6 separate regions of the Homo sapiens genome follow, and regions 1, 2, 3, 5 and 6 are each linked to region 4. A link is a loop called in an ENCODE intact Hi-C map of the cell type or tissue named here. Cell type or tissue: HCT116. All regions are shown on one strand. Region 1 has its middle 270 kb from the start of CASC17. Region 2 has its middle 36 kb from the start of CASC17. Region 3 overlaps CASC17 (cancer susceptibility 17). Region 4 holds the start of SOX9 (SRY-box transcription factor 9). Region 5 has its middle 430 kb from the start of CASC17. Region 6 has its middle 120 kb from the start of CASC17.

What was found. Peaks named below come from ENCODE experiments on the same cell type or tissue, not always from the same donor. Only the 100,000 strongest peaks of a DNase experiment are listed, where the experiment ranks them.
Region 1: it touches region 4 in a loop (6-fold over the local background); 62 of 110 quality-filtered maps call a loop at or near these places.
Region 2: a loop joins it to region 4, with 16 times the contacts of the local background. A loop is called at or near these places in 15 of 110 quality-filtered maps.
Region 3: it touches region 4 in a loop (10-fold over the local background); 15 of 110 quality-filtered maps call a loop at or near these places.
Region 5: it touches region 4 in a loop (11-fold over the local background); 20 of 110 quality-filtered maps call a loop at or near these places.
Region 6: it touches region 4 in a loop (3.0-fold over the local background); 5 of 110 quality-filtered maps call a loop at or near these places.

Annotation. Positions count from the first base shown.
Region 1 is chr17:71,470,355-71,475,354 of GRCh38, forward strand. No RefSeq gene overlaps it. Among named protein-coding and RNA genes, the nearest start is that of CASC17, 270 kb to the left of the region's middle. In HCT116, a CTCF peak has its summit at 3,037; a DNase peak (open chromatin) is centred at 3,007.
Region 2 is chr17:71,235,642-71,240,641 of GRCh38, forward strand. No RefSeq gene overlaps it. Among named protein-coding and RNA genes, the nearest start is that of CASC17, 36 kb to the left of the region's middle. In HCT116, a CTCF peak has its summit at 2,352 (motif pointing right); a DNase peak (open chromatin) is centred at 2,360.
Region 3 is chr17:71,115,819-71,120,818 of GRCh38, forward strand. All of the region lies in intron 3 of CASC17 (cancer susceptibility 17), which reads right to left. Among named protein-coding and RNA genes, the nearest start is that of CASC17, 84 kb to the right of the region's middle. In HCT116, a CTCF peak has its summit at 2,439 (motif pointing right); a DNase peak (open chromatin) is centred at 2,443.
Region 4 is chr17:72,116,812-72,121,811 of GRCh38, forward strand. SOX9 (SRY-box transcription factor 9) reads left to right here and starts at 4,209. Exons shown (of 3, transcript NM_000346.4): 1 at 4,209-5,000. The coding sequence starts at 4,581. It also overlaps a transcript of SOX9-AS1 not described here. RefSeq lists enhancers at 885-1,506, 2,872-3,372, promoters at 3,474-4,241, 4,096-4,241 and a silencer at 3,855-4,184. In HCT116, a CTCF peak has its summit at 1,968; DNase peaks (open chromatin) are centred at 1,970, 3,770 and 4,140; H3K4me3 peaks cover 2,258 bases; H3K27ac peaks cover 1,772 bases.
Region 5 is chr17:70,764,880-70,769,879 of GRCh38, forward strand. No RefSeq gene overlaps it. Among named protein-coding and RNA genes, the nearest start is that of CASC17, 430 kb to the right of the region's middle. In HCT116, a CTCF peak has its summit at 2,411 (motif pointing right); a DNase peak (open chromatin) is centred at 2,462.
Region 6 is chr17:71,081,425-71,086,424 of GRCh38, forward strand. No RefSeq gene overlaps it. Among named protein-coding and RNA genes, the nearest start is that of CASC17, 120 kb to the right of the region's middle. In HCT116, CTCF peaks have their summits at 3,001 (motif pointing left) and 3,979 (motif pointing right); DNase peaks (open chromatin) are centred at 3,017 and 4,007.

The sequences.
Region 1 (5,000 bases), 650 kb before region 4:
TGAATTCTTACATATGTACTCAGCCTGAAATTTGACTTTCCTCTGAGGCCATGTCAATACGGTCAATACAAAGGAGAGAATTCAGCAACTTATCCAAAGGACTCAAGGCCCCAAGACTGGGAATGGAGGAAAATTAAGTTTAGAACAATGAAGAGAGACGATTTAATTATGTAAGTTTTCAGATATCTAGGCATATGTAAATTCCAAGGTCAAAGCAACTTCTCGGGAGAATTGTGTCCCTACCCTAGACAATGCTGCAGAATTAGTCCCATCTTTATGTTTCCTTTAATGTCACGTGGGTGGAAAGAATGGTTTCTTCTTCCTATAAGGAAAGTAGAAATTGCTTAGCTAGAGTGAGGGGGTTTGCCTGTCTACTTACAGAGATATTAAACCAAGCCCACTTTCCCCCTATTTCTTTTTTTCTTTTTCTTTCTTTTTTTTTTTGAGACAAAGTCTTGCTCTGCTGCTCAGGCTGGAGTGCAGTGGCGCGATCTTGGCTCACTGCAACCTCCACCTCCCGGGTTCAACCAATTCTCCTGCCTCAGCCTCCTGAATAGCTGAGATTACAGGCATGTGTCTCGCCTGGCTAATTTTGTATTTTTTAGTGAAAGACAGGGTTTCACCATGTTGGTCAGGCTGGTCTCGAACTCCTGACCTCGTGATCTGCCCGCCTCTGCCTCCCAAAGTTCTGGAATTACAGGCATGTGCCACCGCACCCAGCCCCCTATTTCTAAGCATGAAATAATTTGAAAGATTATATTGCTGTACATGATGCACCATTCTTAGACTTTTTTTCCAAGCCTATCATATGCAGTTTGCCTCCAGCAATTGACAACATCAGTTTTACATGCAGGCATGGACAGCTACAATTTGGCAGGAAGGTTGAAGTGACCTTTTATATTTTTTTCTCATTGGAAGGGGGTCAACTTTGAGCTACATCTATAGTTCCCTTTAAACCATGCACCGTGTGGGCTGGCCTTGACGGGATCTGAGCCAGCCCAATGTAACATCTTCCATTAATGCGCCTAACTACTCTGGGGTCTTCCTCCTGTTCTGTGTGTCATAATAACACACCATGCCTCCAGCACCTTGTCAAATGTTCTTTCCTAATTTAGAAGTGTTTTATCATTCCAGGGAGGCAAAAAATTATTGTGAGAACGAATGTTAAATTATACATTCAAGAAAACATATTCCTAAGGAAAACCAGGGAATGGGCCAAATTTGACTGAAGCCCACTCAAAAATATTTTTGTGCTTCAGTTACTCTTTCTTCCAACACTTAATTTTTTCCATTTCTCCAGAATGCCCCTGATTTTATTTAACTAGTCAGAATTTTTAAATTGTAGCACCTTGTCTGGGCTGCTGTCTTTCAATGTTACTTAAGCTGCAAAATTCTTTCCTTGTTGCTTCTTTGTCTCATCTGACTCTCCCTCTAATCAGATTTCAAATTACTTTACAGCATAGAGGTAGAACAGCAATCTGATTAATTAATCTATTATGTTACATTAAAATGATAATTCATGAGTTGAATCATGTTATTTCTTTCTTTTTCTTTTCTTTTTCTTTTTTTTTTTTTTAAGACAGAGTCTCATTCTGTAGCTCAGAGCTGGAGTGCAGTGTCATGATCTCAGCTCACTGCAACATCTGCCTCCTGGGCTCAAGAGATTCTGGTGTCTCAGCCTCCTGAGTAGCTGGGATTACAGGTGTTCACCACCATGCCCAGCTAATTTTTGTAGTTTTAGTGGAGACAGAGTTTTGCAATATTGGCTGGGCTGGTCTCTAACTCTTGACCTCAGGTGATCCACCCACCTTGGCCTCCTAAAATGCTGGGATTACAGTCGTGAGCCACCACGCCCGGACAGTTCATGTTATTTCATTTCCTCATCTTTCTGAAATCATTTTATTTCCTCTATTCTATTTAATTTTTCCAGCCATCATAAATGTTAATTCAAATTTTCTTTTCCCTGACCCTCCCACCCACCCCAGCACACTGTGAGCTCCCACTTCCTGCTCTATTTTATCCTGTCACAAATTTGTAGTACTTTAATTAAGTGGTGCTACCAACTTTATACTTAATGCTCTTCTCTTTTACATGATTTTTTTCTCTCCAACTATTACAAATTATGTTATACCTTCTTGGAAGACAGAGGTTATAGTAGTTAGTAAGAGCATAAGAAAAAGAGAAAGACCAATGATCTAATGTTTTCTCTACTATTTACTGACTGTGTGATTCTGAATATGTTTGTCTTTTCAGAATTGCTTTCACATTCTCTAAAAAATGGGAATAATAAAACACCTCTTAGGTGGTATAGTGAGTAACTACATAAGGCACTAAATAGAATTTCCTTAGTCTACAGCCTGACATGTACCCTGTGCAGTAAGTATGAACTCCCTTATAGTAGGTGGGTGCAAAAGTAATTGTGGTTTTTGCCTAACTATATGTTTTTATTCTCAGTACTTGCCTCTATGCTTCACTTTCAGCAACTCATAACTCTTTGTTGATTGACGTTGATGCAATCATCAGTTTATCCTATCTTTTGTCTCTCCCTAAAAATTGGTTTATCTTCAAAAGATAGCCTGATGCTCAGTAAGTCAGTCAAGCTCTTTACAGGGAAGCATGTGATATTAACTTGAGGAGCTGCTACAGACATTGCGTAGTATACAGAAGCAGATCAGCAGAGGTCACTGTATAAATCCTGCCAACCAAGGTAGAAATTCAGCCACCATAAACAGCTATTTTGGAATGGAAAGGCTAGAGAAACAGCATGCAGTTAAAAATTAATAGTGTGCTATAAACTTTTCCTTTAAATAATAAATTGATTTTGGATTTGATAGAGTTAGAGTCCCTGTAAGACATCTGATGAAACAGTTCCAAGTGTGAGCCAGTGGAGGCACACATCAGAGGCAGGAGGACTCTGTGGCTTCTCTCAACGCTCATGCATTCCCTCCTTTCCTATCTGCGGGGCTAGGAATGAGCATTATTTTTTTGTTTGGGGTAGTTGCACTTCGGTAGGTTTTTCTACAAGCTACCCCTAGAGGGTGCAATAACCCTCTCCCTCTTACGTTCTCAGCTAGAGACCAGGGGCATGTGTACTGTTGGAAAGTTAATCTGTTCAAAGTAACAGCCAGACCCAAGTGACTCAAAATTTAATTGCAAATAATTTGGACCCAATTTTCAGCCGATTAGCCTTATAACCTGACAGTTATAAAGTGCCTACTATGTGTACATCTTCTTCTGTTTGCACAATTTTCCAATTAGACATAAGAAACATTAAATTGAGCTCCATTCCTCAATTATTAAAAGTTGACCTCTATATTTCTAGGTCAACTAGAATAGTAATTTTAAAATCTGATATTTTATTTATAAGAAGAGTGCTTTGTCTCATTTCCTACAAAAAAGAATGTTAAAAAAATGAACCCCTATTTAGTAAGTATAACTTTTAAATTTGAATGTAGAGTGTCCTAATTTGCTGAAATAAATTTTTATATTACCACTTTATATATAGATTAAAATTGCATCTTTAATTTTTTTTACTCAGACATCGATTAGAAATATAAATGTTTCTTGTTCAATACTTATACTTACTAAAACTGAGTTTGAGGAAATGTCCTCTCTAAGCCTTAGTTTTCTTAATTATAAAATAGGAGATAATATTTGCACATCTGGCACATGGCTGCTCTAAGGGTGAAGTGAGACCATCCATATGAAACACTTAGAACAATGCCTATCATATAGTAAGCACTCAATAAATACCAGCTATTAAGAAGGATACATAATTTTGTGTTACAATATTCTATAATCTTTAATAAATCACAGCTTTGTTACAAAGAGGCATATCACATAATTCTATCTAGTCATATCTGATACTATTCTAATAATTTAGATGTCATTTATTGACTATAGACATATATATGTAATGCACATAAAGAATGATTTGAGACACAAGTCAGAGTGGTTGCTGGTAGGAAAACACACACGCACAAACACACAAATTTCACTTAGTCAATTTGAATTGTGTCAGTCAATGACTTAGAACTGGGAAATTGTAGAGCTTCTTACATTTCAGTAACACCAGTGCCAATCTGTTTGTGCCATTTTAAAATGTTTTGAGCAAAATGTATTTTGTATCTTGGCAATTATGTTATTTGAATCCAGAGTACCCACTCATAAAAGCATGATCAAGTAGGGCAATAAAGATTGGAAGGATAAAAGAGATTCGATATCTTACAAGTGTCCTCTTGCAATCCACCTTCCTTTTACAGAACTAAATTTGTCTTAGAGATACTGCCAATTATCTTAAAAAAACTGTACTCCGCACCTATTGTCACCTTCTTCACTCAATAGAAAACAAGGGGCATCTGAATTAACAAAACGGAAACTCTGAAAAAGTTCCAAACGGCTTCCTCAAATGTAGCACCTTTACCCTCAGAATGTGAAGTTGACAGGTTAGGCACTGACTTAGGAATTTGCTTTTAGGTGCTGGAGATCCCCGTGACCAAATAAATCTTGCCTCACCTACTAACTGATGCTTAAAACTCCACTTTAGCAAACTCTTTCCTTTTCTTGCAGGTTTTTATCTGTGTGAGGAATATAGCTTCATGATATCATCATAACTTTATGATTTCAATCATTTAAAATCTAACACAACTGAAGAACTCGATGACTTATTAGTAAAATGGTAAGATAGAGTATTCAAAGGCACTGGTTCTCTGATAAAAAGAAGAGCGTTAGGCCAGGTGCGGATCACACCTGTAATCCCAGCACTTTGGAAGGCCAAGGCGGGCAGATGACTTGAGGTCAGGAGTTCGAGACCAGCCCCGCCAACAGGGTGAAACCATGTCTCTACTGAAAATATAGAAAAATTAGCTGGGTGTGGTGGCACACACATGTAATCCCAGCTACTCAGGAGGCTGAGGGAGGAGAACTGCTTGGACCTGAGCAACAAAGGGTGCAGTGAGCCAAAATCATGCCACTGCACTCCAGCCTGGGTGAGAGTGAGA
Region 2 (5,000 bases), 880 kb before region 4:
ATCTGTTATCCCAGCTACTCGAGAGGCTGAGGCAGGAGAATTGCTTGAATCTGGGAGGTGGAGGTGGCAGTGAGCCAAGATCATGCCATTGCACTCCAGCCTGGGCAACAGAATGAGACTCTGTCTCAAAAAAAAGAAAGGAAAAAAGTGCTAAATGTATTATTGTGATATACAGGAGGCTAAAATCAAGTATAACTTGAAAAGTAGGCCAAGTGACTCATATTAAAAATGAATAAATGCGTACCCACAAAAATTTAAAAAAAATTTAAAATGTATAAAATGAATAAATATAAATGTAAACATAATATATAATTACATATAGCACACAAACATATAGCAATAGAGAAAGACGAGTATGTGTATACTCACACACACACACATTTCTACAATTTAATATAGTGATTTATACCTAGAATCAAGCAGCTTTTGGGGGACTTGGAGGTTTTATAATACAGAAGAGATAAACTGCAATTACTTTTGACCATTTTGCTCATCTTTTTCTTTTCCTTTTCTTTTTTTTGTTTAGATGGAGTTTTTTTGCTCTTGTTGCCCAGGCTGGGGTACAACAGCATGATCTCAGTTCACTGCGACCTCCACCTCCTGGATTCAAGAAATTCTCTTGCCTCACTTCCCAAGTGGCTGGGATCACAGGCATGCGCCACCACACCTGGCTAATTTTGTATTTTTAGTAGATGGGGTTGCTCCATGTTGGTCAGGCTGGTCTCAAACTCCTGACCTCAGGTGATCCGCTGGCCTTGGCCTCCCAAAGTGCTAGGATTATAGGATTATAGGATTATAGGTGTGAGCCACCGCGCCCGGCCTTGCTCATCTTTTTCTAAGAGATTCAGTAGCCCAAGCTAACATAGATTTCATTCTGTTTCAGCAAAAAATATCTGTGACATGCTCATGAACTGTCCTTCCCAGCTGTTTACCATTCACCTCTATTTTTCATTCATCTCTGTTTTCTGTTCACTTCTGTACCATTTCTTTCTGTTTTCCTGAGAAATGAGCCCACTGAGATAAAGACTGGCCCAACAAGAACACTGAAAAGCATTCCTTAAGGTGAAAAATAGAAAAAAAATCCATTTCTGAAGTTCTTTTTAGACTTACAGTTTTGAGCATTGGTTCACAAATTTGCCTGCAAATAGAGTCAATAGAAATTTTTAAAAATAGACTCAAAACAGAGCCAATTATAATATGTTGATGAGACCCAGTTATCAGTACATGTATTTCCTGGGTGAAAAATATCTTAAAATTACAGCATTAAGTTATGTTATCATTTGAATAGAATTATTTTACACGAGCTAAATGACATTAACTCTATAGTTTTCAGGTAAATCATGAGAACTTGTCTAATCATCAATTGGATGTTGTGCCATCTGTGTACTTTGATCAATAAGATAACCTACATGTGTACGTTACCTTTAATTTGGTACATTTTAAGAAATAAAGACATTTCTGATAATTTTAATGATCAAAAAAGCAAAATGAGGTACACCATCATTCCAAAACAGATTCCAAGGCATCGAAGTATTTGTTCAAATAAAGAAATGAACTAAAACATTACACATATCAGACTCCAAAAGGGTCAACAACAACCCATAAGCTCAATAGACCCATCAGCTCAGAACTAATTTTGAGCCCATGTGTCAGTCAGTATTTATTAACCACCTACTATGTGTCAAGCACATGTGGAATTTGGCAGTCTATATTCCAATGCTACAGAATGTTCTTGGAATGGCTAACTCATTTCAAGACCTATGTTGACTATAATGTCTGATCACTTGTAAATTCTCCAAATATCTACATCATAGTGGTAAGCGCTGTATAAGCAAGACATTCTCAAACACCATCACATATTATCCCTATTTAATTGACCAAATTGCAAACATTCAGCGTGTTTACATTTGATGTACGTTACATGATATAATGCTGAATGTGTCAATTGTGCTCATGATTAATGTAAGTTGAACGTTACTATTATAATATCTAATTTTCTGAAATGCTAAGGTAAAAATTTTCCTATTTTAACATTTCTGAAATTAAGATGTATCTTATCATTGAGTATAGACTGGGTATGGCTTATATTTACTCTTCCTTCCATCAGCCTCTCCCAACCTAAAAACTAACATTACATTAAATTGATATCTTAGAGTTGAAGACTGTTTAGAAGAAAGAAATACAGGAGCTTCCCTAAGTAGTTCAATAACCCTATGTATACATCATTCTTCTAAAGTAGGGGAAGGAGAAGATAAAAACAAAGATCATCAATGTTCAGTCTGGCTGATAGACAAAGCCTAAGTATTATTGCAGAATATCATAGTCCATATTATCAATTTCCAGCAGATGGCATCTCACACTGTTAAGTTAGTCATTGAGGAGCCTATGGGATGTCCTTGCTTGGATAACACATGGAACTCCAAATTGTGCTTGTGTTTCATGAGAGTACATTTGCCAGCACAGTCACCTAGAATGAGAATTTCTGTAACTAGCCTCAGCATGTGGTCACTAAGATTGCCCACAAGCATTTAGTATTTTCAGCAGAACCAAAGCATAGTGCACATTTTAATGGCAGTGACTCCTGTTTTAGAACAGTCTGCACAACATAATTGTAGGGCAAGGTGGGAATTATGAGTCTTAAACAAGTCTTGTAGGTGGGGATAACATGTGTATTAAAATAACCAAAACCATTGGCTCTGCTTTTCTGCAGATAAGCCTCACACAGCTATGATTCACAGCACTGTACAGCTGCATCTTTCTGGAGAAAATCTTGCAGTATTTAACTGTGCCTTCTGAGATATATTCAATTTTTCCACTTTTATTAAAATTTCCATTATGATAATATTTGTTTTCAGTACTTCAATGAATAATTTTAAAACGCATATTAACATATGAATCTTTGCATCCTAGGCAAACTTGAGAACCAATGTTCAAAACAGTAGGGTTAACAGGAACTTCAGAAATTGATTTCTTTCCTATTTTTCCCCTTAGATTCTTTTCAGTGCTCTTGATGGGACAGTATCTATCTGAGTGAGCTGATTTCTTCAGGAAACAGAATTAAATGGCACAGAGTTAAATGGTACAGAGGTGAACAGAAGACAGAGGTGAATGGAAAACCGAAGTGAAGGGTAATTTGTGAGCATCTCACAGATATTTCTGCTAAAGCAGAATGAGATCTATACTACCTCAGGCAATGAATGTCCTGGAAAAATCCTGGGTAAAATGTTCAAAAGTAATTTCAGTTTATCTCATGTTGTCTAACAGTCACTTGAAGACGAAAGAGAAATTTCATGCGGCAATAGCTAAGCATGGCTTTTTTTTTTACACCGTATTTTATTAGACTGTGGAATCTTCACCTTGTTCTTAGTCAAATTGTTCAAGATAACTCTTTCTCAGCACTCTATTTTTTCTTAAATGTCAACTAATTATGCTAACAAGCATATCAACAAGAATATATAAACCCTCATTTTGTTCAATTAACACTAAATCAGCAACTGATTTCAGTGAAATAGTGGTTTCAAGATGAAAGGACGCATTTGAGCTACACGATGTCTTTAGCTTGATCGAAATTCATAAAAGCTCCTAACATCAAAGGGGAGAAATAAGATCACATTTTAAGATAATACAATTCTAAGTTATATTTTTTAAGTTGAAATGACATCATAAAAATTGTGCCTAACAAAATGCTAACTGAATGTCCCGAAGAACAGAAACAAAAGCAGTTCGCATTGGAAGCTATTTTAGATAAGAAGTTTTGATGCTATAATGAAGAAAAAAATCAAGTAAATTGCTTCTTTTGGAAGAGATAACAAAATTTGTCACCTGAATAAGTGTGGGAATTGAAATAAAACCTATAAATGAGTCCATTTTGACAGAATGCTGGTATCAAAACTCTACAATGAATTACCAATTCTATTCAAATGATAACATAATGCTGTAATTTTAAGATATTTTTTACCGAGGAAATACATGTACTGATAACTGGGTCTAATCCACCAATTAGATAATAGATAAAAAAATGCTGACTTGTGGTTCGCATGAGCTGAAAAAAAAGGACATTTTTATTGAAATGTCTAGAGTGTCGTTGTAAATGTAGGTCTGAAGTTCAAGAGAAGTTGGAAATAAGCTTTATCCAAGAGTCTTCCATGCAGAAATAAGAGTTTAAAACTCTGGAATGGGAAAATTTCTGAGATAGAGAGTATAGAGAAAGAAATGGAGAGTAATGGGAACCACTGGGTAATGAAACTTGGGTTAGATAATCATTTTATCTGCCTTTGGCTCTTCTATAATGCATATGACTACCATTTCTGTAGAGTGAGGCCAACTATAGTACGGGTGAATTTAATAATAAATTATAAGAAAAATGTTCCACCATTGTATTCACATTACATGAGTGTGAGCATCCCTTGCACATCCCTAGTACTCCCTAAAAACTGAAGGAGAAACTAATTATAATGTATTTATTTGTATTGACTATGAAACGTTTTGTTCCCCAAATGCTTGATTTTCTCTCTTCCTTATCAATCAGTGATCAAATTCTTCTAAAGATAAAATAAAGATTGCTTTATGTTTTATATTAAACAGAAACTAGTGTAACTCTGCCTAATTAAATGGCTCCTATCTAATCCTTCCTAGTCAGTTCTGGCAAAATTAAAAATTTAGAATATTGAACAAATGAATAGTCTTCCTACGTAGTATTTTTCTATTTCAGCTACAGCCAATGAAAATGTACAAACTGGATTAACTAAAGGAGAGATGATTATCTGTCTTTTAAAGCAGTAATGTTTAGGATTACCTAGGGATGTAAGTAATAAGTAGTCCCTGTCAATCAGGAGGAAAAAAACTTCAGTCTTTTTTATTCCCAAATGGAGCCCCAAAATGACTGGCCATAAGCAAAATGGCACTGTGTGCTTCTTTGTTCCCCACCCTCAACTCCCTCCTTCCATTCTGACCCTTCTCCTCTACTCCACACCATCAAAAACCTGCTCCCATATCTCATA
Region 3 (5,000 bases), 1.0 Mb before region 4:
AAATTAGTGTGCAACATCCGTGTCCTTTCTAAGACGCTTACTTCATACAGGGAGGAACACTCTATTTCTCAATGCAGCAATCATTCTTCTATTGAATAGAAATTTTGTAAAAAACAAACCTATATTAGCTTTCATCAGCTTTATTTCTCCAAAGTCTTGTCTGCACATTTATTCTTTCAGAGGCAACAAACAAAATTCCATACTCAGGTATTGGTTCCCTTTTGATGCTCCGAGAAGCACTAATTAATGTTTTAGAAAAGGTATAAAGGATACGCTACATCAGGGAGTTCTGGAATGAAAGAGAACCATTCCACTGAATTTATAATCTTGCAGGTACGTGGTAGCTATTGTTGTAGTTACAATACTTACAAAATACCTAAAAAACAGCCTAATTGACAAGCATCCTGACTGTTTGCATTTACAAGTCAATTTCATTAAAGAATTACCTCATTTGATCGTCACAGAAACCACAGGATATAGATATGACTGAAGAGATTAAGGAGCTAGGAAATAAATCTGGGACTCTGAAAACAGGTCTAATTCTGATCCTGAGAAGCATCCAGGTTGTTTGAGAAATGAAGACCAATAAGAATGAAAGCCAAAGAGGAAAATGTGGGTGTAAACTGACTATAATAGAATGCTACTGTTTGCATAGAAGTTTATAAGAACAAAATAAGACAGAAGAGAATGAGAAGATCCAGGACTATGAGTTCAGTATTGTGCTTGTTTAATATCGAGATTTCAGTCCTACTGAATCATAATATCTGGAAATGGGGCCTCGGAAACTGAGTATTTAACGAGCTGCCTATGTGATTTTGATGAATAGTCAAAGTAGAGGGCTACAGTATAAAGAATGTTCCTGTATCCTGGGATGAAGCAAAAAGAATCAGGACACAGAAGCTGGCAGCGGCAATAGAAAACAGAAAGCTTAGAGGACATGTGTCCACTTATTTATCTACGAATATTTATTAACCATGTATAATATTCCAAGCTCTGTGCTGGGTGCTAGGAGACAATGGTGAGTAAAAGAGGGAAGGCTTTTCTACTCATGAAGTTTACACTCAAGATAAAACCTCCTAAAGAAGTAAAGAGACCTACTATTTGATAGCACAACACGGTGACTATAGTCAAGAATAACTTAATTCTATGTTAAAAAAAAACTTGAGTGTAACTGGATTGTTTACAACTCAAAGGATAAATGCTTAAAAGGATGGATACCCTATTCTCCATGATGTGCTTATTTCACTTTTTATGCCTGTATCAAAACATCTCATGTACCCCGTAAATAGATATACCTACTATGCAACCACAAAATTTAAAAATAAAAAAAGCAAAGAGAACCCATGATGCCAGACTGAAATAAAAACAGTAAAGCAGAGGATATTTTTAAATTGCTCTAAGATTTCTAACATAAAATAGTAGGAAAAGCGTGGCTTCATTTAAATGAAGGAATTGGGAAATAATAATATTATGATAAGAAATACATTCCCCCCAGTTTGGGTAAGACGGGGTTTCAGCTGATGTGAGGGCATGTTGAATTTGGGGTACCTCTGAAAAAAAATAGGAATGGGAGAAAAGTTAGTCCAGGGACAGGCCTAGGAAAGCAGGTATTTGTCTAATCTGATGTTTATTGGAAGCCATGAGAATCAATGAATGTATCCAGAAAGTGAGACTATGAACAAGACAAATCTGATGGTAACATTTTTAGCTTTAAGACTCACAGATAAAAAGCCAGGCAAAGAGAGAAAGTGATCATATTCAATGAATACAGGAGGAAAGATGAGAGCAGAAAGAATCCAACTAGGAAACCACACAGTTGGAAACCAACGAAGAATTTTGAGGATGACGTTGAGGTCATGAAGAGGTCAATGAGCATAAGGATTGAAGACACCCACGTGAGTAAATCAAATTTAACACTTTGGAGAGCAGATTTAGGAAGACAATGAGAAATAAAGGAGAGATTTTAGAGTGCCTGACAGCAAGTAGGCAGATACAACTTAGGGACAGCGGATATAGGTCACTAATGAAGAATAAAAGTTTAAAAAGTAGCTCGAAGACAACCTGAGCATTACTGAGAATAGGAACAACAACAACAAAACCATGTAAAGGAAGTAATTGAAAAGTACAGAAAAAGAGTGGAAAATTCTATAAATGAGGAAGAAATGGCTCCAGGGGAGTTTTAATAACTAGAAATAACATACAACCTTTCAAGTCATTTTATTCCAGAAAAAGATTACCTGTATCCATTTAAACGCAATTGTTAACTGTGTTTTCTTTCATTTAATTGTTTTAGGTTCTGAACATAGAAGAGGTCTGTTTTCCTATCATTCGACACTGAAATGACGTTTCCAGGATAAAATTCTCCAATTCATGTCGAGTGTGCTTATCCATGTTTTCCCCAGGTGACCATCTAACCCCCTCAATATTTTTTTCCACCAGGTGGCAATGCCCTCTTACTATTGAAGAGCTGAAAGCTCAACATGACAAAAACAGTGAATAACCTGGGTTTCTGAAAGAACATTCTGACAACTGTCTTTGTTTAGAAAGTTGACATTTTCATCAGAGTTGCCTCCTGGAAAATCCATTACAGATTCCCAAACTGCTGATTATACACAACCTGAGAAGAAATCTAAGGGAAGGTGACTGGCTGCTTTATATCAAAAGAAGGTCACCTAATGTCTTAAACTCAAAGTGTGTTTTTTTTTTTTAGAAAGAAGGAGAAAAGGTTTTTGATAATCTGAAATTTTGGCAGCATAGGGCAGATAACAGAAAGTCTGATCTACTCTCAAGAAAGAAAGGATGGATAAAACAATTGATTAAGAAAAAAAACACAAAATGAGAGAGTGAGGGAAAATTTTAGGGATTGATTTATATATATTTTAAATTAGTAATCAATAAATATTTGATGAATGAATGAAAGGACAGAAAAGAGAGTATCTGATGAAATGCAATATTCTATGATCTAGTACTCCAGAAATTGTTGAAAGAAAAGGAAACATTTTGAGAAACATCAAGTTTAGAATATAGACTGGAACAGGGGTCAGCAAACTGTGATCCATGAGACCATTCTGGCTTAACACCTGTTCTTGCAAATAAAGTTTTATTGGAACAACCACATTCATTTATTCACAAATCAACTATGGCTGCTGCCATGTGCTGTAACTGCAGAACTATGTGTTTTCCACATAACACCAGGCCCACAAATCCTAAAAGACTTACTAACTGGCCCTTACCATGAAAAGTGTGATGATTTCTGGAGTAGCATTTAAGGACATGGGTTTTAGAACCAGATAAATATAAACTTCAGTCTCAGTTCTAACACTTAATAGCTGTTTGACCTTAACTAAATTGTAAGGGTTAATGTAGGCCTTGCTTTTAAAACACTTAGCACCCTGCTGATACACAGAAATCATATTACTCATTACTATCTCTCTTGTGTAAACTCAATGAGAAACTGAGATAATTTCCTCAACTCTCATTAATCCTCAAAAACGAAAATATTTTGTAATTATAGACAAACGGTGGAGAATAAATGTACCTCCTTTTAATTCTGGCAAACCTGCTTTCTCCAAATAACTCCTCTCTGTTTCCTTCTCTTTCAGTAGAGTCAAACTCTTGATGACGGTATTTAGCAGTTGGTAAATGCCTAGTGTGCTGAGTCTGTGCAGATCTGATACTCTTCACAGTCCCTGACCAAAGCCCCGGATCCTGAATCTTACAAAATGCAATGGAATCTTGAAAAATAGAAAAGACATGGGGCAAGTATTCAAAACTTACCCTAAGTGCTTCTGACCCTGAATAGCTAAGGCTCAAAATTGGCTTACAGAACATGCAATGATGATTTTGATGGTTTTTCGTTCTAGTTTCTAACTAATTCAGTGTTTGGCTGCCAGTAAGGGCCTTTGGCAAACACCTATAGGAGAAGTGTCTAAAATGTAAAGTGAATCACTGGAAATGGGAACTCTGTCAAAATAAGGGAATTAAGTTCATTAAAGGTGTGGTAGCTTAATTTACTGTGCCAGTTCATACTGATCAGGGTTGGCACTGAACACTCAGCTAGTGCAAACCCACCCAAACTTGGCAGAATAAATGACCCCAACCAATCCAGCCTCTTGGCTTTCTCTCCAGGTTAAATGTGCTTAAATTAGTAAAAATTGGGTTTGGACTATGGGCCTTTCTTGTCTTCTAGATTGGGGCTGTGTTGTATCAACTCCATGAGACAAACAGCAAAGACAACTTTGCTCATGGGGTAGAATGGTTGACATCTCCAGGTGAGAAAAATGGCCTCAAAAGTCCCAGAGTCTTTGGGAACTGCATCAAACAACCAAGGAATTTATGTCCAAACTCTGTAAACACACATTTCCAAGATGGCATTTAGGTAGATGGCCTCTTGGTAGAAAACTAAGTAGGTCCCTGGAGAGCAAGACGTGAGAGCCAGGTGAGGCTGCTCCTGGGATCACTATAACCACATTGGACATGATACAAAGTCAGGAGGTAGTGTGTGGGATGTGATAGGGGTCCACTTGCTGACACACAAACCTTAAAACCTAGATGAGGTTCACGTGGGCATGGGGTACCATGTCAAAACACAGTGTGCCAACTACTTCTATGAGGAGCACGGATTTGCCTCACCATAGAAGAGGAGAGCTGTAGGTGTTTCAACTGACACTTTCACAGATCACTTCAATATATGGAAATCCTATTTTGCATGTGATTTACACAGTTGAATTTATTCAAAAGAGATTTATGTTGTAATTTGCTAAGTACTCTGAATAGAAAATTAAAGTGACTGTCCCTGCCCTCATAGAGCTGATGTTCTGGTAGAGGAGACAGGCTTTTACATGAATAGCTATAATGGTATTTGAATAATAGCAAACAACAGGCAAGGGCAGGGTGCTAAACAAAGAAAGGAATTAAAGAAATTAAGTAATGCTTTGTCAAATGGTGATGTTGGACCTGCACCATGAGGGATATGAAGATAGTGTCATTCCCTGGCCCTC
Region 4 (5,000 bases):
CCCTTTGGGACTGGGGCCTTCCACTCCCACCCCTCCTTTTTCCCTGATCGGCTCCGCAGCTCCACGACAAGCCAGCTGGTCTGGTCTCTGACTTGGGCTCCGGTCCGTACCCCCGGGGCGCCCTGCTGTGTTACAGCCGCCCGACGCCCCCAGACCCGGCCAGGTCACCAGGGCAGATTGGAGGTTCGCGCCCCCTCACCCGACACCTCCCGTCCACCTCATCTTTCTTTTTTTCGAAAACAGGAAAGGGAAGAAAACTGAAACGGGCCTCTTGGTCTGCAGTTTTAGCGGAGTCGGGATTCCACAGCCCTGAGTGGCACATGCCGGTCAACTTCCCAAAGTCGGGCTCCCGTGTGGGGAGAAATACACACGCAGGAATGCACAAGCATCGCGTGTTCGCAACTGTCGCTGGGAGGTCTGGCGGCTGTGATGGGACATGCACTCACTCGGGCAACACGTCCACAGGTGACATCTATTCGATCAGTCAACAGATATTTATTGCGCACCTACGACGCTATCTGGTACTTTCCTTTTCCCCTTAGCTGTTGCTGTCCAGCCCAGCGCCAGTCCAGAGACGGGCTTACCGGCCGCTCCCTTCCACAAGAAACTCGTGTCCGGCGTGAAGAGCGGACGATAAACACTCTCCAAGCCCAGCGAAATGTACTAATTACAGGAGCGGCTGGGAGCCCGCGACACGGGGACCTGTCCCTCCAGGGATAGGAGTCTTCTACCTGCAAGGGACCCGGCCTGGGGAACTGGAATAGACAAGGGGTAACCCCTTCTCCCATCACCTCTAATGAGAACATTGTCCGGGGCTGAGATATTTGGGGGACGCCGCTGCTCACCCCACCAAACTTTCCCTAGGGACAGAAAAGCGTCCCTACCGAAAACGGATTTAAACACCGTCCCCACTTTTGCTAAGGAAGTTTGGATAGGGAGGTTGTGGTCCTTAATTCGCCAGGTAAAAGGAACCCCATCAGCTCGCATCCCTCACCCCCATCCTGAGCACTGAGTGTTTGCGAGAAACTCGCCCTGCGCCAGCAACTCTGGGCTCCGGTCTCAGCTCCCGCGTAGACGCGGAGGAGAGATTGGCGGCCCCCGCTGGGGAAATTGAGCCCGGCGCCGGTCCGGGACGTGCAAGAGGGGGAAAGGGGGAGATCCCAGACCTCGGTTTCCCGAGGGCTTCCCTGGGGAGCCACTCGCACCTCTGTGTCTCCGCTCCCGGCGGCAGACCTCGCGGCGCTTGCTCAAGAGCGGGTATCCGAAAGCACGTCCCGAACACGGAGAAGCGCCCTCCGTCTCCTGCCTCGTGACCTGCGCCCTTTCCCTCCCTCACCGCATCAGATGGAGGACCCTGGCTCCTTTCGCCCCTGGCAAAATGCTCTAGCCAACACTGGGTCAACAGCCTTAGTTTCCAGATCTGTAACCTGAACATCAGGAGCGGGTTCCTTTCCTTCTACCTGTGTCTGAGGTCCTCTGGTCGGGGACTGCGCGCGTCTTCCCAGGTCAGGGAGGAGGGGTCGGGGCGACCTGAGAAAGACACAACGAAGCGAATGGAGCCCCTGAATGGGGAAAGGGGAGTGGACACCAGGAGGCCCCTGCAGAAATGCAGGACCGATCCACTCGCGAGCTGACAATGCCACGCGCTAGACTTGGCCTGACGGTGGCAACGCTTGGCACCTGGGGGATAGGGGCCTTCTCCTGGCCTCAGTCCCCAAATTCTGCGCAGAATAGAACGGCTGGCATCTCAAGTGCTCTTTTTTCACCCGGATCTCTACAGACACAAGTTCCCTCACTGAGCTGCGCAGAGGTGGATCCGCACAGGAGGGAATATCGCGTAGGAATTCCTGCAAATATAAATCTCAGCAGCAAAGCAGTCCAGATTGACTGGAACACACCACCCCCAGCCACCACCATCCAAGTTTTCCCTGGTTCTCGGAGTTGGAAACAGTTTCTGGGCTTTTGGCGCCCCCTCTGGATACAGATGAAAACTGCAGTCCATTTTTAAGTCGCCTGTTCATAAGTTTTCAGGAAGATGTAAAATTCAAAAATGCTTGCATCAAATCAACGGGAAATGTATAAATCCCCGTCGTTTATGATGTAAAACTCTACATATTAGTATCTTATTGCATAATTGCATTAAAAGTATATTTATACATATACGTATATATCTTGACATATATTTAGTGAAATATTCCAAAATATCTTAAAGTCATAGCCCTCTTCACTGACTTTATTCCAGCAAACATGGTAATTACAATATCATACAACTAAGTACAGACGACCTGGCTAAAATGTCTGCCCGATGGTCTCCGAGTCTCCTGAATCAGGTGTCTGAGAATTACACAGTTATACTGTACACACAATGCCCTTCTACCCGGGACACAGAAATAGGTCCACACTACGCGGACTTTTTTCTCCTAGGAAAGGACGATGCTGTTCTTACACTTTCTGAAAGTAATCACAGAGCCCTGGATACGAAGCTATTGTATGCAAATCTCTTAAATTTGTAAACGAGCTATAGGGCACCAGAAACATCCCATTTGAAGAAGTTACATTCGTTAAAAAAAAAATGCTGTTGAACAAGGCTGTAACTTACTACCTTATGAAGAGTTCCATTTCCTATAAGAAATGTCGGGCTTCTTCCGAAGACAACGAGAGAAAACAAGATTTTAAGAAATTCTCCCGGAAGGACATTGATTTGGATCTTGTGATAGTGTCCTCACTTCGCAAATTAGAAAGGGAAAAAAAAACTAGTTTTTATTATGATGTGGGCCGATTCACCACAACAATAATTTAATTGAGGCGAATTTTTGCAAGAGCCCAAAAGGGTGGGGGGGGGGGGGGAGTTTAAAATTAAGAGTTTCCCAATGCTGTGCGTTTATTTGGGATTCTGAAAGCACAGAACCCGCAAGCGACCAAGACTTTTCTTCTATCCCAGAGCAGATAGCTCCGCACTTACCCAACCTGGCTCTAAGCATTTCGTGTAAACACAAAGGTTGTGCTCAAATCACACTTGAAATACATGAGAGACACCACCAATGCCTCCCCCAGAACTCCCAACTACATGCAGGTCTGAACCGACCGGACTAGAGTCAGAAGCACCGGCGCTTCACCCCTTCAGGTGTTTCGTAAATGCCAGCAAAAGCAGGCAAGCAGCATGACTCCGCCAGAGTGGAGCGTTTTGTCTGCGGTGGTGCCCATTTGTTTGGTCTTTTACAAACCAAGTGACCGGCCTGGGCCTCGCGGCCCGGGACAGCCGCATTGGCAAACTTCTATCTCTCAAAGCCAGAGCAGTTAGCAAACTCTCCCCCAGACAGGGCGACTCGGCTGACGTTTTTGACCCGGCCAGGAGGCAAAGACCAAAACGTCAGAGCAGTAGCCCTGTTACTGAGGAGCGTCGGCAGGGTCGCGGGTAGAGGGGGCTGGAGAATGACTTGTCAGAGCTCAAGGTCGATGTGGCGCGGGGCGGCCTCGAGAGCGCCGGGCTCCTGCGTGGCCACGGCCGCCGCTGCCAACCTTCGCGGGGACTTAGCTTTGCTTTCCATTGACTCCCTTTGCAAAAGCGCAGCAGAATCCTGACCAGCCGCACCAGCCCCGGCGAACCCGAGCATGTTAATCTATTTATATGGATTATTACGGAGGAACAGCGGGCGTTGAGTCACCAAAACATTTGCTTCAAAAGACTATTTCTAAGCACTTTTGCAGGCAGGCAGGCTCGCTCCAGGCGCGTAAACTCGGCTACGCATTAAGAAGCGGCTGCTTTTCGAATACTGCAAACTCCAGCTAAGTCCCCGGTGCCGCGGAGAGAGCAGTGAAAAGAAATGTCGGAGGTGGGGGTAGATCCTAGTCTAGACACACACACTTGCGCGCACACACACACACACACACACAAGATTCGCGCGGAGAAGGCACTAAAATTCTGGCATTCCGAGAGTACGACAAACTTACACACTTGGAAGTCCCGGGTCCCCCGCCTTCCCCGCAGCACCCCCCGCCCCCCCACCCTACCGTCCGCCCTTTGGCTGCGATCCCCTCCCCTCTCCTCCCCTCCCGCCTCGTCACCCAGCCCAGTGCCACAATCCTCCTCCCTCCCCAAAATCGGGTCCAATCAGCTGCCTGCCAACCCTGGGACTGCTGTGCTGTGATTGGCGGGTGGCTCTAAGGTGAGGCGGAGTATTTATTAAAGAGACCCTGGGCTGGGAGTTGGAGAGCCGAAAGCGGAGCTCGAAACTGACTGGAAACTTCAGTGGCGCGGAGACTCGCCAGTTTCAACCCCGGAAACTTTTCTTTGCAGGAGGAGAAGAGAAGGGGTGCAAGCGCCCCCACTTTTGCTCTTTTTCCTCCCCTCCTCCTCCTCTCCAATTCGCCTCCCCCCACTTGGAGCGGGCAGCTGTGAACTGGCCACCCCGCGCCTTCCTAAGTGCTCGCCGCGGTAGCCGGCCGACGCGCCAGCTTCCCCGGGAGCCGCTTGCTCCGCATCCGGGCAGCCGAGGGGAGAGGAGCCCGCGCCTCGAGTCCCCGAGCCGCCGCGGCTTCTCGCCTTTCCCGGCCACCAGCCCCCTGCCCCGGGCCCGCGTATGAATCTCCTGGACCCCTTCATGAAGATGACCGACGAGCAGGAGAAGGGCCTGTCCGGCGCCCCCAGCCCCACCATGTCCGAGGACTCCGCGGGCTCGCCCTGCCCGTCGGGCTCCGGCTCGGACACCGAGAACACGCGGCCCCAGGAGAACACGTTCCCCAAGGGCGAGCCCGATCTGAAGAAGGAGAGCGAGGAGGACAAGTTCCCCGTGTGCATCCGCGAGGCGGTCAGCCAGGTGCTCAAAGGCTACGACTGGACGCTGGTGCCCATGCCGGTGCGCGTCAACGGCTCCAGCAAGAACAAGCCGCACGTCAAGCGGCCCATGAACGCCTTCATGGTGTGGGCGCAGGCGGCGCGCAGGAAGCTCGCGGACCAGTACCCGCACTTGCACAACGCCGAGCTCAGCAAGACGCTGGGC
Region 5 (5,000 bases), 1.4 Mb before region 4:
TTTCTTCTCTCTTTAACTATAGGAGATCTTGAAACCTTTTTGCGATGCATTTCCTTCTACTCTGTCCTCTAGCAGTCACTAAATAATACGCTTTTACCTACAGATGGAAGCAAGTTTGATTTTAAATGAGGACAATTTAGATAAACTTTGGGACCTGTGTAAAATGATATTTAGAATATTCACGAATTCTGATTTCACACAGTTTTCAACAATAACACTTTTGTATTTAAGCCAATATGATTATCTTTAGAATACTAACTATTCCCTCTAATAATAAAACTTTTTTTTAAAATTACACATAGTGTTACAAGTTTTTACAACTTATATAAGATTATTGACATTGACTCAACCCATATTTTGACACCATTACCCATACATGCAAGACATATGTTTGTGGAGATACACAGTAATAATCTACCTTATAGTTTACAAACTTGGATTTTAGTTTCTTTTGTTCTCTTTCAGACAAGATCCAACTCCTGTTACCTAGGCTGGCGTGCAGTGGTGTAATACTGGCTCACTGCAGTCTCAACTTCCTGGGCTCGGGCGATTCTCCGACCTCAGCCTCCCTGGTAGCTGAGACTACAGGCATGCACCACCATGCCTGGCTAATGTTTGTATTTGTAGTAGAGAAGAGGTTTTGCCTTACTGCCCAGGCTGGTCTCAAACTCCTGGGCTCAAGCAATCTGCCTGCTTCAGTCTCCCAAAGTGCTAGGATTACAGGCATAAGCCACTGCGCCTGGCCTAGTCTTTATTTATTTATCTATTTTTAACGAAAGACATTGATATCTCTCTCTTCTAACAGTGATGGTACTGGTATATGATATGTCAACTACACTCCTGCAGAGCTGCAAGTATGTTAGCCTTGGTAAATGAGAGACATGAGTAAACATTGATCATATGGCAGATATCTGACAACTTACAGATAAATCTATATTTGTAAAAAAAAGTTATTCTCAATTTTTTTTTGCTTTGTTATATTTCACTTAAATGGGGGAACCAAAAAAGTACATGTAAAAGTAGTTATTCAGGCTAAGAGTTCATAATATTAAAAGAGCTTTGCTTATTTTGGGAAATTTTGCACTGATAAAAAAAGGCATACGAAGACTAAGTTAATAAAAATTTATTTATAGTTAAAATACATGTGTGATTATAAATGTCTATCCCTATATTGCAACATTTAATTAGTATGAATACATCCAAGTTTAGGTCTTCTTGCATATTCAATATGGTAAGTATTGTTTCAAAATGCTTTAAAGAAAATGTTTAAAATAGTTTACTATGAATTAAAATATTTAGCAGCCATGAAGGGATAAGATATAAGGACTTAAATTGTTATTTTGTTCTTTAAATAAATACATTGAACTGATTACAATATTTTTATACATTTTGATGTAACAAATTACTTCATGGGATATAACAGGAAACCAAGCTAATTTTCCATCAATTGCACTGTTGAAGATTGTCCTACTGTAATATTTTGATTTTAGGGCATTAGGACTTATTTCTAGCAGAATACGGGAATAGAAGTATTCAGCTCTGACATGATCATTCGTTTCTGTCTCAGGACCTAGGTACATTTTAATAGATGGGATGAGAGAGAAAGGGCTGTTTTGTCTCTCAAGGAATTGCTAAACCAGATGTTGAAAAGGGAGGAGAGATTTTTAAATTTTAGTTGAAAAGCAGTATCCAATGAATTAAAAACTGATACCCAATCAGTAACAATGCCTCCAGCCACATAGCTTTGGGCACTTCTGAGTCCACCTCTGGCCACTTCTTTACTCCTCCATGAAGTGACTTTTCCAGGTCACTTCTTGTTGTATATTTGTGGAGGATTTCTACTAGAAGCGTGCAGATCACCATCTGCTCCACAGATCAAAGGCATCCATCTCCTAAGTTCCCCACTGAAACAAGGGTCAATGTTGGAAAATTTAATTCAGTGAATGCCACTCATAAAAATGAATTGCAGATTTTAATGAACCTTAATTTTCAAAGGAATTTATTCTATGATATTTAGCTAAAAATAAAAATACAATAATATAATGGTATAATTAGTTTTCTTAAATTAGTATATTTTCTGTTTGGTGCCTGATAGAGGGAAAAATGGCATTGTTGTACTTCGAAGACGTTTTTCTTCATTCTGTCTTAGCAGGCAAACTTTTTTTTTTTTAAATAGTATTTACACATAATGAAATGGTTATAAAAAATCTAAGCTTATTTTCAACACGTAAAGAGATGTTTCTGAGTGATGTTTGTGTGTTGTAAATTTAAGCAACCTTTCCTTAACTTTGAAATTTTTCAAACTTTGTATCTTTGAAAGATTTATGTTAAAAGCTGAAAACATCAAAATTAAGAAGCCGAACCCCCAAATTTCTGATTTTTAAGATGGAAAGCCATCTGAACTTTTACAGGATTCCAACAGGGGGCAGTGAAATTCCACAGATGAACTTGATGGCTGTGCTGAAAAATAGATGCCCAGAATGTAAATCTCTGAAGAGAAATATGTCTTAACACAGCTACCTCAGGAAAGGGGGAATTATTGCACTTAATTAAAGTGTATTGACACCATATGTGGCCCCACCTCTCCCACTCCCCTTTTTGGATTCATTAAGAATTAAAAAAAAAATCAGAAACTAGTAAAGGCAATATTCCTATAGAGCCTGTGACTTAACCCTTAATCATTAATCCTACAAAAATTACACTTAAACAAAAAGCTAGTTGGTAAACAGAAACCTTTCAAATTAGACAATTTATGTTCATTATCTCTATAACTCAAAGGAATGTCATTGGACTGTTTTGTAAAAATAGTATTCTCTTAATGACAGTTTGTATTTTCTTATGGAATATTTTCAACAATTTTAAATGACAGCAAAGCTCTAATTATTTTTGCCAGTGAGGTTTACATAAAGATTTGAATTTTTTTAGATCATCTGAAAAAAAATAGAAATAATGTTTGTATGGGTCTCATTCCCCATATTTTTTAAAGTCCTTGCATTTTGAATAAAATACATCCATTAGAGTTAAAAGTGAAACCTTTTTGTTATGACTTGGACACTTATTTAAAAATTAAGCTAAATTTGACTCTTCGGAAAAATGTGGCTAAAAAGTCTGATTTTAAGAAACCTTTTAATACACTGTCTTCTTTATTCTCTGTCACAACTCTTGTGTTCTTTTTGTTTTTTAACTGAGTTTGTACTTTACTTCTTCAAAACACATTTGGAGGCAGAAATATATATTATCATCACATTTGAATTAGTTCTAGAATTAACACCTAAAATCTGAATTTTTTGTATTCTAATGAAATTGGTTTCTTCTGTATGTATTTTAAGATTATAATATTTTATTTAATATATTTTTTATGATTGAAAAATAATAATGATTGTAGAGCATTTAGAAAACACAGATAACCAATATAAACAAAATTTAATGACCCATACTTCTACCAGACTGCTGTCAGAATGGTGATTTTTTTCCCTCCTTTTTTATACCTGTATAAGAATATTTATTTAACATCAATATACATTTATTATAACATACATCTCACATATGTTTGTATATATTTTTATACATATTAATATATATTTCATATATCTGTGTATATACACATATATAATGTCAGATTATACCAGCTACAGAATTTTATAATTTTCTTATTTTTACCAAATATTATGCTTTGTAGACTTTCCCATCTTTATGTTATCACTATATGATTTTAAGTAGGTACAAACTATTATATCATATAGATTTACCATAATTCATTTATTTTTCCTTGTAGATAAATAATACAACTGAAAATGTAGTAGCCTACAAATTGAGAATTAATTCTAAAGCCCAAAGTGTTCTATGGTATCAGTTGAGTCTTTTGACTTAAAACCTCTGTCTTTGAAATTAGGTCCGTTCACTAATCTGAGTAAACAACTAGTAACTACAATTTAAAAGTCTTAAAAGGGAAGGAAGAATATTGACTGTATGCTCTAAGAGATGAGATACATATTTTAATGACTATATTTTAATAGCATAAAGAAAGGAAGGTAGAGTTTGAGACTCTTATTTATGTGATTATTACATGTGCATGCTTTTGCTTATAATGAAACCTTCTTGGTCCTTTTGTTAAGGTGAGACAGACTTTAGAATGAATGCCATTTTTCAACATTCATATGCCCCAAAATATTTTCAGATACTTTTTCTGCTACTGTACAAAACTTAAAAAATAAATTCAATATTTCATTATATTATTCATAGCCATACATTTAGTAACTAAATTTGAAAGCTAGGTACAAAATATTTAAAAATCTCACAAAGTTCGGGGAAGCTAATATTAACGAAAAGTCTTCTTGTGAGTAGAAGAAGTTCTTACCCTACTTCCATAAATTCTAGTTTTCAATCTGCTGTATACTGATTTATTTTATCATACTGATATAAGAACTTTGGCATGGCTTATAAAATAACTAGATATTTGACACCAAATACAGAATGAATACAGAATGTATTGCATAGAGTAATTGTCCTTTCGATTTTTTTGGAAAATATTAGTTTAGGTAGCTATATAAATATCTATTTCTATATATTTATAGACCTTGCAGTTTTTAAAGGCCTTTTATATTTTTGGAGGAGGTAGAGGAAAATCAGAATATTAGTATTCTAATATTATATGTGTGAAAACTTAGAATTGGCTGAAATATTGATTAACGTTGGTAGTTATTAGATCACCATGACATAGCATGCTGAGAACTGAATCCTCTTTGCAGATGGGTGCCTTAGTGCTCATTCCACTGCAACATAACATGTTCTTTTAAGCTACTAAACCCTTCATATTTGTGTCTAAATAACTGCATACATCATGCTTAATCTGTAATTATATTGTATATTAAGTATAATATATATGTATACACACATGTGCATGTGTGCGTGTGTGTGTGTATATATATATAGAGAGAGAGAGAGGGAATACAAAGGAAGCATATAGAAAGTGTATACAAATGAAAACACCTAACTATATA
Region 6 (5,000 bases), 1.0 Mb before region 4:
TTGAGAATGAGAAGCCAATAAAGTAGGTAAGAAACAAGGTAGAGTGACATCATGGAAGCCAAACAAAGCAAGTGTTTCCAGGATGAAGGCGTGATCAACTGGGTCAAATGTATGGTGACAGATCAAATAAGATGAGGACTAATCATTAATCATGGATTTTAGCAACACTGAGTCCCTGTGGACCTTTACAGGAGAAGTTCTGGTGGAGGGCTGAGAGCAAAAGCCTGGTTGAAGTGAGTTTGAAAAGATGTGAAATGGTAAGAATTAAATACAATGAATATTTTCCTGGACTTTTGATATACAGGGCTTTTTTAGGATGCAAGAAATAACAAAATGTTTGATTTATGATGAGCATGACTCTAATTGAAAGAAAAAATTGATAATATAGTAGCCAAAGAAATAATTGCTGAGTAATGCTCTTGCAGCACAGGTTAGAGGGGGTAGACTTTAGACAGGAGTGTAACTAATTCCCCTCCATTGTCAAGAGGGTAAAGTATTTGGGTACAAAAGTCAACAGGTTGGTGAGTGGCCTGGTGAAGATGTAGTGGTTGTACTTTAGGTCCTACCTTTAATTAGTTTCTTATTAATGAATTAATAATCAATTAATATTGTGTTTATTTGTAAATTTCTCCAGGCCAAAAACTGCATTATGTATTTTTTGACACTTATTTAGCCAAGCAACAAATAATTGTTTATGAAACTCTGAATAAATAACATGACAAAGGGGTACTGTACCACCGAACTTCAGGCCAGAAGGGTTCCTGTAAAATCTTAAGAATGGTATTCACTAAAGAAATTTTTAATAAAGTAGAACTTACCAGTATTAAAGAATTACTTGTTAAAGTAATTGATAAAACTAAATTGTTATGGAATTGATAAAACTAAAGTTACCTTTTGTTTCAAGTTCCACTCTTTCTGGTTTAAATGTTTTTAAAAATTTTATGGTGAAATGTGTTTTACATGAAGAAATGAATTGAACATATATGTGCAGTAAAGTAAGCCACATCATCTAATTAAAGAAATAAAATATTACCTGCACTCGAAGAAAAAAAAAATCACCCATACCTCTTCTGTGATAGCTTCACCTGTTTGAGGTGATTTCTATATTGACTTTGATGATAATCAGCCTCTTTGAGGTAACTGCTATCCTGACTTTGATGAGAATCATTTTCTTTTTTTCCTCTATTGTTTTATCTATTTACCTTTCAGAAATTGAGTTCAATTTTATCTGTCTTTAGACTTTATACAAATGGAGTCCTATTCTGCACATCCTTTTGTATCTTTATTTTGTTCAGTGTGTGTGTGTATGTGTGTGTATGTGTGGGTGTGTATCCTAAAAAGTTTGATGTTTGGATAATCTGGGTGAAGGCTATTTAGAAAAGTACTAATATTGCAACATTTCTGAAAGTCTAGAATCAATAACTAAAAATAAAAATGAAATAAAATAATTTTTAATTAAGATAAATTAAAATACAAAATGTTTTAAAATGTGTACTTTTTAACCTAACTATGCAGTACCACCACTGTCATACAATGAGTATATACAATATGGTCTATTTCTGAGTTATCACAAATTTTTGCATTTATCTACATACCTATCTGCACACATTCTGCATTGTCTTAATCACTATAGCTTCAAAATAAGGCTTAATAACAGGAACAGAAAGTTAACTTGATTCTTATTAGAGTTTTTGTCTATTTATAATTTGTTGCACTTTTATGTGAATTCTAGAATCTACTTGTCAAGGCCTACCAATGGGAAAATCATTACGATTTTTATTGGGATGGAATTAAACCTAGAGATCAGATTGAGGAGTTGAAATCTTTACAATATTAAGGTTTCACTCCATGAACATTGTCTGTCATCCCATTTATTTATTTATTTATTTAAATTTCTCAGTAGTTCTATATTTTTTTCTTAGAGATATTTTACACTTTTGTTAGATTTGTTCCTTAGTACTTCCAACTTTTGATGCAATTGTAAATAATGTGTATTTTATCTCTGTTTAATTTGGTTTTAATGTATCTTAAATCTATGTCATTTAAGCCATAATCATTTAAACTGGTTACGGTGTTTCTTTCCTGGCAAAGTGAAGCTTGTATCATTGTAAAGTGATTCTCTTTAACACAAAAAGTGTTACTAATATAAAAAAAAGTTAGTCTATTTCTGTTATTTTTTGTTATTTATTTACATATTTCTCCCCTTTATTTTAAACCTTTATGTGTTCTTATACTCAAAGTATATGCCTTGAAAACAATATGTAATTTGTTTATGTTTATAATCTGGCCTGATTATCTTTGACTTTTAACTGAAACATTTAGTTTATTTACCTAGTTGCGATTATTGTTATATTTGAATTTCAAAATAGCACCTTATTTTGTCCTTTAAACACAATTTGTGGGCATTCTTAAGAAATAGGATGAGATTCCACTTTAGGGATGCAGTACAAAGTTGTCCAGGCTGTGCACTGCCTCCAGGTAGCACATCTAAATGGACTACCAAGCACTTTACAGATGCCTTAAATTCTTGTACTTGTCGCATAAATTTTTGGGTAGATGCAAGTAACGTCTTATGGGAGAAGAACCTTTTTTAAAATTTGAACTCAGATACCACATGGGTAAGGATTTGCATTTGCTTCTGCTCTGCACCTGGGGACATTGTAGCCCCAGAAAGCTTCAAGCTAAATGCACAGCTTAAGGACCCTTCTCCACCTTGGTATCTAGAAGCTGGATCGCAAAGTTCTGTGAGAGTCGACCCATGGCAACATTATTGCAGGAATTTTTTTTTTCTTTTCAATAACAACCACCCCACTCTTCCTAAGGTGATCTATTCCGTTCCCTAGGGGTTGGGAAAGGGGTTTAGTGCTGCTCCACATTGTATAGCCTGGGAGGTTCCATATTGATGTGAGAAATTTCCGTATTTGACTTCCTACTGGGAGCAGTGGGAAGGCTACTGGGCCTTGACATCGAACCCAGTTAATATCCTTTCCCTGCCCCCTGGTGGTTGCCAAAGTTAGAGACCAAGTTTGCCAATGTATGCAATCGCCATCAGGAAAAAAGTGGTTCCTGTGTCCTGGTGCTTTGCTTAGCTGTCTTGGCTCCTGCTTCTCCATTAATTTTGGCAGTGTCACTCCTTATTATCTTATCATTGCTGTTCGGTTTTCAATGACAACTAAAATAGTTTTTCTGCTTCATTAGTTGCTTTCAGGGAGTGACTTGGTCTCAACAACATAGCCTATTAATACTAAAATGGAAGTCCACATTTAAATCTTTAATGTTTCTACTACAACATTTTACATATGGCATAGAATAGAAATACCGTTTTGTTATTTTTCATATGGGAAGCCAATTGCTTAGTGCTGTCTATTGACTAATTCCTCCTTCTCCCAGTAATTGGCCAGGTCATCTTTGTCAAATATCATGATTCCATATATAAGTTGGTTTGTTTCTTCACTCTAGTTGCTCCATTGCTGAAACATATGTGATATAGTTTGGCTCTGTGTCCTCACCCAGATCTCACCTTGAATTGTAGCAGTCCGCATGGGAGGGACCTGGTGGGAGGTAGTTGAATCATGGGGGCGGGTTTTTCTCCCGTGCTGTTCACATGATAGTGCATAAGTCTCAGGAGATCTGATGGTTTTATAAAAGGGCAGTTCTCCTACACATGCCCTCTTGCCTGCTGCCATGTAAGACATGAATTTGTTCCTCATTTGCCTTCCACCATGATTGTGAGGCCCCCTCCCACCCTCCCAGCCATGTGGAGCTGTGAGTCAATTAAACCTTTTCCTTTATAAATTACCCAGTCTTGGGTATGTCTTTATTAGCAGCTTGAAAACAGACTAATACAATATGTCAGCACATTGCCGTGCTGTCAAGATATTAAGGAGTGACTGTGCCAAAATTCACAGGGAAGATAGCACTAAGATAATTATCAACAAAGCACTGGAATGCAGTGCTGATGGTATTTACCTATGTTGGCAAACTTGGCCTCTAGCTCTGGCAACCACAAGGGGGCAGGGAAGGGTCAGAAGTCAAATTGAGAAGGGTCAGAAGTCAGAATTGAGTCAGAAGTCAAAGCCCAAAGCCTGCTGAAGGTAAAAAGTCGAATAGAACTTCCACCATCAATATAGAACTGCAAAAGGCTATGCGCTCTGAGACAGGCACATGTAAACCAACCATTTCCCCAAACCCTACTTAATAAGACTCTAGTTAACAATAATTTATTGTATCATTTCAAACAATTAGAAGAGAATTCTGAATGTTCTCAACACAAAGAAAGAATAAATGTTTAGGTGACAGATATGCTAATCAATCATTACATACTGTATACATATATCAAAATATCACTCTGTGACTCCTAAATATGTACAATTATTACGTGTCATTCAAAAAAATTAAAGATCCGAGCAACAACAAAAAGTTTAGTATGACATCACCATGGCAACCTGTGAGCATGAAAAAATAACCTACCTACTTCAACTGTATCCTTTACACATAAATAATGTAGTGTAAAAAAAAATTTACACTTAAATAATGTAGCTTTATGATAAGTTTATATGTCTTGCATGACAAACACTTATTCCTTTTCCTACTGTGTTATTATTGTTACTCGATTCTTTTTTTAATGCCATTGAGTCAGATTGTCACATTTTATGATGAAACTTGTTGAAATTTTGACTGAAAATATCTTGTATATATCCGGGGGAACTTGAAATCTTTACAATATTAAGTTTTCCTCACTCTCTTTTTAGTTAGCTTTTTTCAATAAAGATTTATAATTTAATATTAAAGGTCTTCTGCATCTTTTGATTGAATAATTATAGGTTTTTAGGTAAATAGGGTAAGTTTTTCATAACTCTCTCATTCTTTGTTTCTAGTGGCTAGAAATGCAATTGGGTTTTGCACATGAATCTTAAATCTTGCAAACCTGCTAAGCTCAATTACTCCTAGTGAATTTTCTCATCTATATTTTTGGACATATGTGTGTGAAAGATAGTTCT